Regions from separate parts of the Homo sapiens genome. Here region 1 is linked to region 2. A link is a contact called in ENCODE Hi-C data. All regions are on one chromosome and are shown on one strand. Each heading gives the region's core, a stretch centred on a gene start or an enhancer-like site at or near the end of the contact. The rest is flanking DNA. Distances are from core to core; before and after follow the strand shown. Region 1 holds the start of KLC2-AS2 (KLC2 antisense RNA 2). Region 2 holds the start of AIP (AHR interacting HSP90 co-chaperone).

Evidence for each region. Hi-C counts contacts between places; a loop is a spot of excess contacts on that map. Pooled maps may share reads with other maps.
Region 1: a pooled map shows a loop between it and region 2 (8-fold over the local background). The contact joins the promoter of KLC2-AS2 here to the promoter of AIP in region 2. A Hi-C loop is called at or near these places in 4 of 50 pooled maps.

The regions. Positions count from the first base shown.
Region 1 is chr11:66,265,075-66,270,124 of GRCh38, reverse strand. It overlaps KLC2-AS2 (KLC2 antisense RNA 2), which reads left to right and starts at 1,714. Exons shown (of 3, transcript NR_186342.1): 1 at 1,714-1,826; 2 at 1,917-2,070; 3 at 2,294-2,576. KLC2 (kinesin light chain 2) reads right to left here. Exons shown (of 16, transcript NM_001318734.2): 11 at 4,890-4,957; 12 at 4,362-4,470; 13 at 4,113-4,271; 14 at 3,908-4,032; 15 at 3,635-3,692; 16 at 2,265-3,252. The coding sequence ends at 3,169. It overlaps RAB1B (RAB1B, member RAS oncogene family), which reads right to left and starts at 1,486. Exons shown (of 6, transcript NM_030981.3): 1 at 1,432-1,486. The coding sequence starts at 1,445. It overlaps KLC2-AS1 (KLC2 antisense RNA 1), which reads left to right and starts at 4,439. Exons shown (of 6, transcript NR_186327.1): 1 at 4,439-4,773; 2 at 4,905-4,982. RefSeq lists enhancers at 386-1,267, 1,428-1,757, 1,878-1,927, 2,228-2,277, 3,034-3,916 and silencers at 2,388-2,707, 2,728-2,777.
Region 2 is chr11:67,481,169-67,486,090 of GRCh38, reverse strand. It overlaps AIP (AHR interacting HSP90 co-chaperone), which reads right to left and starts at 3,065. Exons shown (of 6, transcript NM_003977.4): 1 at 2,834-3,065. The coding sequence starts at 2,932. RefSeq lists enhancers at 1-511, 967-1,016, 3,164-3,223.

The DNA.
Region 1 (5,050 bases), core at 465-2,964, 1.2 Mb after region 2:
GGCACGAGAATCATTTAAGCCCAGGAGTTTGAGATCAGGCTGGGAAACATATCGAGACCCTGTCTTTACAAAAAATTAAAAAATGTGCCAGGTGTGGTGGTGTGCCTCTGTATTCCCAGCTACTCAGGAGGACAAGGCAGGAGGACTGCTTCAGCCCAAGAGTTGGAGACTGCAGTGAGCCATCGTCACGCCACTGCACTCCAGCCTGGGTGACAGAGAGAGACCCTGTCTCAAAATAAAAAAAAAAAAAGGCAAAAGGTAATCACATTTAATATACTTGAGTTCCAACCTGTGGACGGACCCTGTGTGAAGTACTTTAAATGCATCATCTCATTTAATCTTCACAACAGTTCAATGAAGTCAGTTTTGTCATTGTCAACTAATGAGGAAACCAGAGGCCAGAGAAGGGAAGTGACTTGCCCTAACTTACACAGTTTATCGCTTTAAGACTCAAACCAGGTTTCTCAGACTCCAAAGTCCCTTCGAGAGCCTGCTGGTTCCCTTCTCTGTTCCCCTCCCAATCCAGCTCAGAGCTTCACCCTTCCCCAAGGAAATCTGAGACCTGGATGTGGAGTAGAAAAAGGAAGTGGCAGAAAAGGAAGAAGATAACTGATACTTGGGGAAAACTATTAGTCCTGGGCATGAGATGTGGGCCACCTACCCGCAGGGGGAGTGACCAAGAGTGAGGAGAGTTTGAGGACCAGAGAATCCCACAGGAAGGGGGAGAGCAAATTCCATATTCATCTAAACTTCACAGGCAGTGTGACAGCCAAGGGAAGGGGTGTGACGGTGGCGTTGGGGGCCTGAGCAAAAGCGAGGAGAGGGCGGGAAAGGACGGACCGGCGGGAGCGACAGGACAGCGCGACCCAGGCAAAGGGTAGGAGGCAGCCCCGGAAGAGAGGACCTGCGGGAGACGCGACCCAAGCGGCGCTTCGGGGCCTCCCGCGTAGTTGGCTAGCTTCTGGGCCGGCCCCAGGAGCCGGGCTTCAGGAGAAAGAGAAGGGTAGAGGGATTCACTGCCCGACCTAAAGGGCCCAAGCCTGAACCCGAGACCAGAAACTATCAAGACGGGCTCCAAAACTCCGGGACAGTTGTCAAGCAGCAGGTGGGGAAACTGAGGCCTGAAGTGACCGGGACTGCGGGGTCATCTGACCGATAAGGCCTGGTAGGACCGATGTCTCGAGCTCCAAGAGCTGCCCCTGGGGGTCGCCACGTCTGGGCCCCGGGTGCGAGGGCTCGGGGTTTTGAGCCGGGGTCCTGGGGCCCCTGGGGGGAGGGGCAGAACCCGGATGTGGGGGGGGGTCAGCGGAAGAGGGACCCGGATGTGGGGGCGCCGCACAGTCCTGACCCGGGCCAGACAACCCCGGTAAGCGTACAGCCCTGTATTCGGGATCGAGGCTGCGCTGGACGGCGCGGGCGGGGCTCACTCACTATTCGGGGTTCATGGCGGCGGCGGCGGCCCGCTCGGTCGCTCCCAGTCGACTCTGCTCCGCCTCCCGTTCCAAGATGGTGGCCGCTCCGCCCCAGAGGCCCCGCCCGCGACGCGCAGGCGCAAACGTCTTCTTCTCAGGCCTCGCCGCGCTGATTCCCGGAACTTGTAGTCTAAGACGTTCTCCAACTCAGCCCCGCTGCGCAGGCGTAGTCGGGGAGCCCGCGCCTCCGCGCCCACTCCCATCACTGCTGGCGCATTGCCTTCTGGGGCTTGTAGTTTGCACTCCGGACGCACTCAGGCTTGAGGACAGTGCTGGAAAGCCTGACCGCGACTCGGTGTTTAGAAAGCTCAATTTAGGGCTGGGCTTGGCACGTTTCACATCTGTCTGACGGAGGTAGTCATCCTTGCCCTCCCAATACCCACGTTGTGAACATTAAATGAGAATGTGGGTTCTAGTAAGACTAATAAAAGTACATTTGTCCAGGGTTCTTCGTGTACTGGGCAGTCCTAACTCGCAGCCGCGCGTCATCACCCGCATTTCATAGATGAAAAAACTGAGTCTCGGGAAACTCACTCAAGGTCAAAAACTTTGTGAGGAGCAGAGCTCATAAGAGCCCGCGGTCTCCAGAACCCCACAAGTGAGTGTTTTAGGGAAAGCCTGACTTGTGGGCCCCTCACGCAATTCCGGGGTGGGGCACAATATCTGGGCCCAGCTGCGCGGACAGCGGTTGAGCGAGACACACTGTCCCCCACTCACGCACGACCCTTCCCGGCTCCACCCCAGTCTAGAGACGCTGGGGGCCCCCGACCTCCGTCTCAAAACAAGCCCAGCTCAGATTTAAACCGTCTTTATTTCTACAGCAACATCTGAAAATATGAGAGCAGCCGCCTCACCCGCAACAGGGGGAGCCCCTCCTGCCACCAGGGGACCGTCGCCGCCCCTCGCGAGAAGCTGCAGGCGTGGGGGGAGGCGAGGCAGGATGGCTCGGTGGGCGGTGCCCGGGGCGGGGTCGGCCGTGCCTGGGCGGGGCCGGGTGGGAGGGGCAGTGCATAAGGCCGGGATGCGGGGCAGGGCCCGGCGGTGGGAGGACGGACTAAGGGGAGGTCCCCGTCCTGGGCCACGGGGCGATGGCGCGGGTAGGACGCATCCCTCAGAGGCCAGGAGGAGCGCGAGAAGGTCCCAGGACCCCCTTGGGAGGCGCCGCTCCCGAGAATGTAGAGCCTGGGAGATACCACCGCACGGAATGGGGGTGATTAAGGCCTGGGCGGTACCACTAGAAGAGGGACGAGGGGAGGCCCGGGTAGTACCGTGGACTGAAGGGAGGCGCGCGGCCAATAACTTATTTCTCTATATACAGAAGCAACGGCCGGGTTGAGTCGGGAGGGAGGGCGAGGGTGCCGAAGGGCCGGCGAGTGCTTAGTGTTCTTGGCTCTGGGGTCTGGGGAGGCCAGGCCACTGAGTCTATGGTGGAGACTCCAGCCGGCACCTCCTGCTGGCCCGAACCTAGGGAAGAGGGCCCTGCTGGAAGGAATAAATAAGGGATGGAGCTGGAGTGGGCAGGCCCAGCCTCCAGGGCTCAGGCTGAGATGACAAGGGAGAAGGTTACCCTGAGATTGAACAGAAAAGACAGGGGCTGTGGGAGAGACAGGCGGGACAAGCAGCAGGCCCATGCGCAGGGCTGGGGTGAGGGGGGTGTGCCAGGTGGGCGCTCTGGTGACTGGCTGCCCCTTCAGCATTAGCCCACCAGGGAGCTTCGTCGGGAGAGGTCCATGGAGCTGGAGCTGAGAGTGCGGCTGTCAGAGAGACCTGTGCCTCCAGGCTGTGGGCAGAGGGGGCAGGTGGCTCAGCCCTGTGCTGCTGCCAGTCTGTGCCTCCCTGGCCTGAAGGGGTCTGACCTGGCAGAGGCAGCCGGAATCCCTGAGCTGGGCAGAGGCAATGGCAGTTCTGACCCAAGGCCACACCCTGGTGCCCTGACACTCCCGTCCATCTCCACAGTGACGGTGTTAGCACTGGCCGTTTACACGTCCACCCCCAGGAGAGGCTGGGTTCCCCTCGTGTCTCCCCGTTGTCCAGCCCAAAGTAGGCCTGAGACAGAGCCAGGAACTGTTGCTGGATGAAGAGGCATGCTGGAGGGAAGCTTGGCAGCACGCATGCAGCCCCGGCCGCAGCTGCCCAGTGCCCAGACACCCGCCTGCCCCTACCTGGGTCGGCTCTTCCACGCTCTTGTTGAGGAAGTTGAGGGAACTGGCCCGCTTCATCCTGAGGGAAAAGGACAGCCTGGGATTTGCCCAAGGAGGAACTCACGGGAGATGGGGGCAGGGAGAAGGGTGGGGCTGGGGAGGGAACAGACTGGTGGGTGGTGGAGCCTGAGAGGGATGGGGAGGTTGCCTGGGGTCAGTGGGGCACACTCTGGGTCAGGAGCTCATCCGGGGTTGCTGGGTGGTTCTTGAGGCTCACCTTGGTGGGGGGCTCACCTGGGGTTAGGGGGCTCCTGGGGGGTGCCCCCCTGCAGCTTCTTTACCAGCATCTCACTGCTGCGCCTCAGGGCATCCCGGAGTTTCCCAAAGGAACCGCTGCGCCTCAAGGAGCCACTGCCATCCTGCAGGTGGACAGGCTTGCCTCTAGGCCCCGCTGGCCACCTAGGCTCCCAGCCCGACCCGGCCCAGGCCCCGGACTCACCCCATTCCACTCAGCTGTAGGTCCCACGTCCTCGAGGTCAGACTCAGACCGAGGCCCGGCACCCCCAGCCATGTCTCGGCTGCTGCGGCGGTCTCCCCGCCTGCCACTGCCATCTTTCAGCAGTTCTACCACCTTGGTCTGGCTTGCGGGGTCCAAACCCTGAGGGAGGGGCAGGGGCATCAGGCAGTGAATGGACCACACCCAGGGCCACACAGGTGTCTGCCCACCCCCTCCTGCATGGAGCCCCACCTGCTTGCGGTTACGGCTGGCACAGTCCTCTAGTGTGTGCGCGGCTTCCAGCTTGCCCTGGCGCCGGTATAGGGCCCCCAAGCTGCGCAGGGTGGTGTTGACTGTGGGGCTGTGGATGGGACAGTCTCAAACTCCATGTTCCCCCAGACCCAGGGCCCATCCTGGCACCCAGCCCACAGTGGGCCCTGAGGAAGCATGGACCTCCGGGGTAGCCAGAATCCATTCCTTCCCATGTCAAGCCCTGTGCTGGGCCCACCCAGCCTCTTCTGTCCTGGGGAAATCACCCCAGGGCTGGGGACCTGGCCCCAGGGCCCTCATGGGATGTTGTCACCAGGACCAAAAGCTGGGAGACCCAGAGCCAGAGAATTAGGCTGAGAATTGGGAGACAGAGCCTTCTTGGGACAGGTGACCTGTGAGTTGGGCCTTGCCAGATGAGCAGCAGAGGAGGGGTGTGTTGGGGGTGAGAGTATGGAATGTGGAGCCCGCCCTGCCGTGCCCTGCTCCCCAGCCCAGCCCCGCCCCACTCACCTGTCTACTTTACAGGCCTTGTACCAGCTGCCGTATTCCCCATAGGGGGCGCTGTCCCGGCGCTTATCCTGGAGGAAAGAATGGTCACAAGAAGTGAGAGCAGGCCCCCCTCTGCACATCCCAGCCTCCCCTGACAACCGCCCAGCCTGCCCCACAGAGCT
Region 2 (4,922 bases), core at 1,816-4,315:
CACCTGCACGCTGGCAGGTCATCAACTGGCAGGAAGAGGCGGAGTTTGGCTGGGGCAGTCAGAGGAGAGGTGGGGCCACCAAGTGGCCCAACCCCAGGGGAAGACCATCTCCAAGGCGGGTGGATCACCTGAGGTCAGGAGTTCAAGACCAGCCTGGCCAATGTGGCAAAACCCCGTCTCTACTAAAAATACAAAAATTAGCTGGCCATGATGGCGGGTGCCTGTAATCCCAGCTACTTGGGAGGCTGAGGCAGGAGAATCACTTGAACCCAGAAGGTGGAGGTTGCAGTGAACCGAGATCATGCCACTGCACTCCAGCTTGGGCAATAGAGCAAGACTCCGTCTCAAAAAAAAAAAAAAAAAAAAAGGCGTTTGAAACCAGCTTGGCCAACATGGTAAAAGCCCATCTCTACTAAAAACATTTTTAAAAATTAGCCGGGCCTGGTGTCAGGCACATGTAATCTCAGCTACTTGGGAGGCTGAGGCAGGAGAATTGCTTGAACCTGGGAGGCAGAGATTGTGCCATTGCACTCCAGCCTGGGCAACAAGAGTGAAACTCCATCTCAGAAAAAAAAAATAAAATAAAAAATAAAAAAAAATTTGCAATCATTCTCCAAGCCCACAAGTGATCTAATTCTCCAGTACTCCAGTACATCAAGGCAAGAAAACCCCAGACTACAGAAAGCCCTCTGTCCTTGTGATAAGGAAGGGGGTCTAATTGAGCTGGTTAACACAAGCCTCCCATAGACAAACTAAAAGAGCACCCTAGAACACACGGAGCTGTAAATATTCACCCCTAGACACTGCCATGAGGTCGGAGCCCACAGCCTGCCCATCTGTATGCTCCCCCAGAGGTCTGAGCAGCGGGGCACTGAAGAAGCGAGCCACTCCCCCATCGCACGCCCTGCGAGGGAGACAAGGGAACTTCCCGTTTCAAATGCATGATGTGTTCAAGAGCAGCAATGCCAGTGTGGCAGAGCAGAGTGAAGGAGGGGGTGGGGTACACCACAGGGTCAGCAGGGGAGCTCACCCAGGTCAGTAGGGGTGGACCTCACAGGGCCTGTAGGCTATGGTGAGGCCTCTGTTTTTCACTCTGTGATGGAAGCCACTGAGTGGCTCCGAGCAAAAAAGGAATTGAATCTGGCATGGGCTCGGCTGCTGGGACGAGAACAGACCACAGAGGGACAAAAGAGGCAGGAGAGTTAGAGGTCGCTGCAGTAACCCAGGCTGGAGATGAGGATGGCCTGGACCCAAGCAGTGATGGCAGAAGTGGTGAGAACTCAGATCCTGGCTGGATATTGAGGATGTGATGTTGGATGTGAGACTGGGAGGACCACAGAGATGCTAAGGTTTTTGCCCTGAACAACGGGAAGGTTGTTGGTTCCCCTGACACGGAGAAGCCTCAGGTGGAGCAGGTTAAGTGTGAGTTGCCAACCAGGCTTCCAGGTGGATATGGTGAGTAGGGAGCTATATATCAGGTTTAAGAGACAGTTAATGACTGGAGAGCTGCATCTGGGAGTAATCCGGGCAGGGAGAGTTTTTAGAGATAACACTGGGGGTGGGTGCAGAGAAAAGAGGTTTGGAGATTGAACTCTCGACAGGATATGGTTAGAGGAGCCCACGCTCTTAACTGCCGCACCATGCTGCATCTCTGAAGTCAGTTTCCACATCGGTAAAACGGAATCAACAACAGTACCTATCTCACATTGTAGGAAATAAACGTGTGAAGCATGTAGCACAATGTTCGAATAGTGAGCACTCAATCAGTGCTGGCGATTGGTTATTTAACACCACCTGTTTCTGATCTTGGGGTGCCATTGTTCACATCTCTCCTTCTGATGTCTGTTCCATCCAGGATCCCCCTTGCCAGCCCCTTCTTCCAACGCCACCAACCCCCCAGCACATGGGGGCATGAACCCACACCACACATCCTGTCTCTTCTTAGAGAAGATATCTTTTCATACAGCGGATCACTCCAGCCATGCAGCTCCCCTCTGCTCTCAGGGCACTTATACTGCACTGGGCTAGGATGCTTAGCTGCCCGATTCGGCACGGTGCTGGCCAGGGGGCATGTGCTCATTTGCTCAATGTGCATGTCCTGCCTGACTGCTCTGCTGGGCACAGGGGCTGCCCCTGGGAGGTTCCCTACTCTGCAAACAAGTGGCAGCTGGGAAAAGCACTCCGGGAGGAGGCAACTACAGGAGAAGCAGGGAAGCCTGGAGTTGTAGGTTGGGGGAGAAGCGGGCAGAGGGGCTGGATCTGGGGGCCTGGCAAAAAGGAGAAAAGTGGGAGGTTCTTTACTTCCCAACCCTCATCTGTCCCAACAAGCCCCTAGTGCAGCAGGAAGGCTGCTAAAGAGTCCCTGTCTGGGAGACCTGACCTCTGGGCCCGTTCTCCGGCTTTGCACGTCCCAGGGTCTTGGTTTTCCACTCTAAACAGCGGCAGTTGGTCTAAGTGTTTTCAGAAGGCCCTTCCATCTACAAAGGATCATGAGCCTTGAAACCCAGATACCCGAGGACCACTCCCGGCCCTGGGTTTCCTCCAGCGTGGGGTCTGCCCAAGCACTGAGATCAACCCCCAACCCCAACCCGCTTGTGATGACTGACGGCCTCCCCCACCAATGCTGCTACAAGGCCGAGCCAGGGGGCGGGGCAGACAGGCCCGAATTCACCCCCTACTTAAATTCAGCCCAATCAGCGTCGAGTTCTGCATGTGAGCGGTAGGGGCAGTGGACGCTGCCCTCTGGGCATGCGCAACCTCTCGCCTAAGGCCTCCTCCCGCCTCGCATGCGCACCACGCCGCAGAGGGGGAGAAGGGTAGGGTAGACACGAACCTTGGTCCCATCTTGAAAGTCCGGGAGCTCTCCTCGGCCTTCCTGTATCACACGTTTTTGGATCCCGTCCTCCCGGAGTCTTGCGATGATATCCGCCATCCTCCTTCCCCGCTGCTCCCTTTCGGCAACTTCCGGACTCGCTCGGTAGCTTCCGGACTTGCTTCGGCAACTCCTAGCACCTCGGCAGCTTCCGAGCTAGCGCCATTTTGGTTGAGGGCAGAAGCCAAAAGGGACTGAGCGTGGAAACGGATGGTGATTGGTTCTCTGCGCTGGGGCTGAGCGCGCGCGTCTGCTCGGGGGCGGAGCCTAGGAATGTCTCGGGGCTGGACCCCAGCCTGTCAAGGAGGAAGGGCCGGGGTCCGCGGGCCGGGCGGGACGAGGACGTCCCTAACAATTGTCATTGAATTGATTGGGACTGCGGCCGTGTGGCACTTTGTTTGAAGTTGTGGATGGAATATAACAGCACTGCAGAGTTAGGAAAATGAAAAAAAAAAAAAACACCCGTAAGCCACACCCTCAAAGTGTTATGATTTTTGTGTATTTTCTTCCGGCTTTTTCTCTTTCGCATATCTAGTATGATTGTCGGGACTCTTGCATCCTGGATCTTCCTCTTTCAAAAAATAAAAAGAGGAAGAGGGAAAGAAAGGTGGAGAAGGAGACCAAGAGAGCCCATTGCGGGGTCGGAAATGAGTCATAGTTGTGCCCAATTAATATTAGGGAATAATCGATGAATGATAGAAATGAGGTACTTTAGCGCCGGGCGCGGTGGCCCTGTAACCCCACCACTTTGGGAGGCCGAGGCGAGAGGATCGCTTGAGCCCAGGAGTTCGAGGCTGCAGTGGGCCGTGTTCGTGCCACTGCACTCCAGGCTAGCCGACAGAGCGAGATGCTGTCTCAAAACAAAACAAAAAAAAAAAATTAAATTAAAAGAAAAGAGAAATGAGGTACTTTGGGGCTAAAACAACTTTTGTTTTTCTTTTTTTGAGACGGAGTCTCGCTCTGTCACCCACGCTGGAGTGCAGTGGCACAATTTCAGCTCACTGCAAGCTCTGCCTCCCGGGTTCACGCCATTCTCCTGCCTCAGCCTCCCGAGCAGCTGGGACTACAGGCGCCCGCCACCATGCCCGGCTAATTTTTTGTATTTTTAGTAGAGACAGGGTTTCACCGTGTTAGCCAGGATGGTCTCAATCTCCGGACCTCGTGATCCGCCCACCTCGGCCTCCCAAAGTGCTGGGATTACAGGCGTGAGCCACAGCGCCCAGCTGATATGAAACATTCTAAATAAAATACTAGGCTAATTGAATTCACTAATGTCATGTAAAAATGCATCAGTATGGGGCAGGTGTGGTGGCTTATGCCTCTAATACCAGCACTTTGGGAGGCCAAGGCAAGTGGATCTCCTGGATCTCCTTGAGCTCACAAGTTCAAGACCAGCCTGGACAACATGGCAAAATACCATCTTCACCAAAAATACAAAAAATTAGGTGGTGTGGTGGTGCACGCCTGTGGTCCCAGCTACTCAGCAGGCTGAGGCTGGAGGATTGCTTGAGCCCAGGAGATGGAGGTTGTAGTGAGCCAAGATCGCACCACTGCACTCCAGCCTGGGTGATAGAGTGAGACCCCATCTCAAAAAAAAAAAAAAAGCATCAATATGCTAAGTGAAATAACAGTACCAGTCACATACAGGAAAATACTGTATTATTCTACTTATGTAAGGTACCTAGAGTAGTCAGATTCACAAAGACAGAAAGCAGGGCCGGGCGCGGTGGCTCACACCTGTAATCCCAGCACTTTTGGAGGCCAAGGCAGGCAGATCACCTGAGGTCAGGAGTTTGAGACCAGCCTGGCCAACATGGAGAAACCCCATCTCTACGAAAAATACAAAAATTAGCTGGGTATGGTGGCACGTGCCTGTAATCCCAGCTACTCGGGAGGCTAAGGCAGGAGAATCGCTTGAACCCAGGAGGCAGAAGTTGCATTGAACCAAGATCGCGCCACTGCACTCCAGCCTGGGCGACAGAGCAAGACTCCATCTCAAAAAAAAAAAAAAATGACAGCAGAATGGTGATTGCCAAGGGCTGGGGGCAGG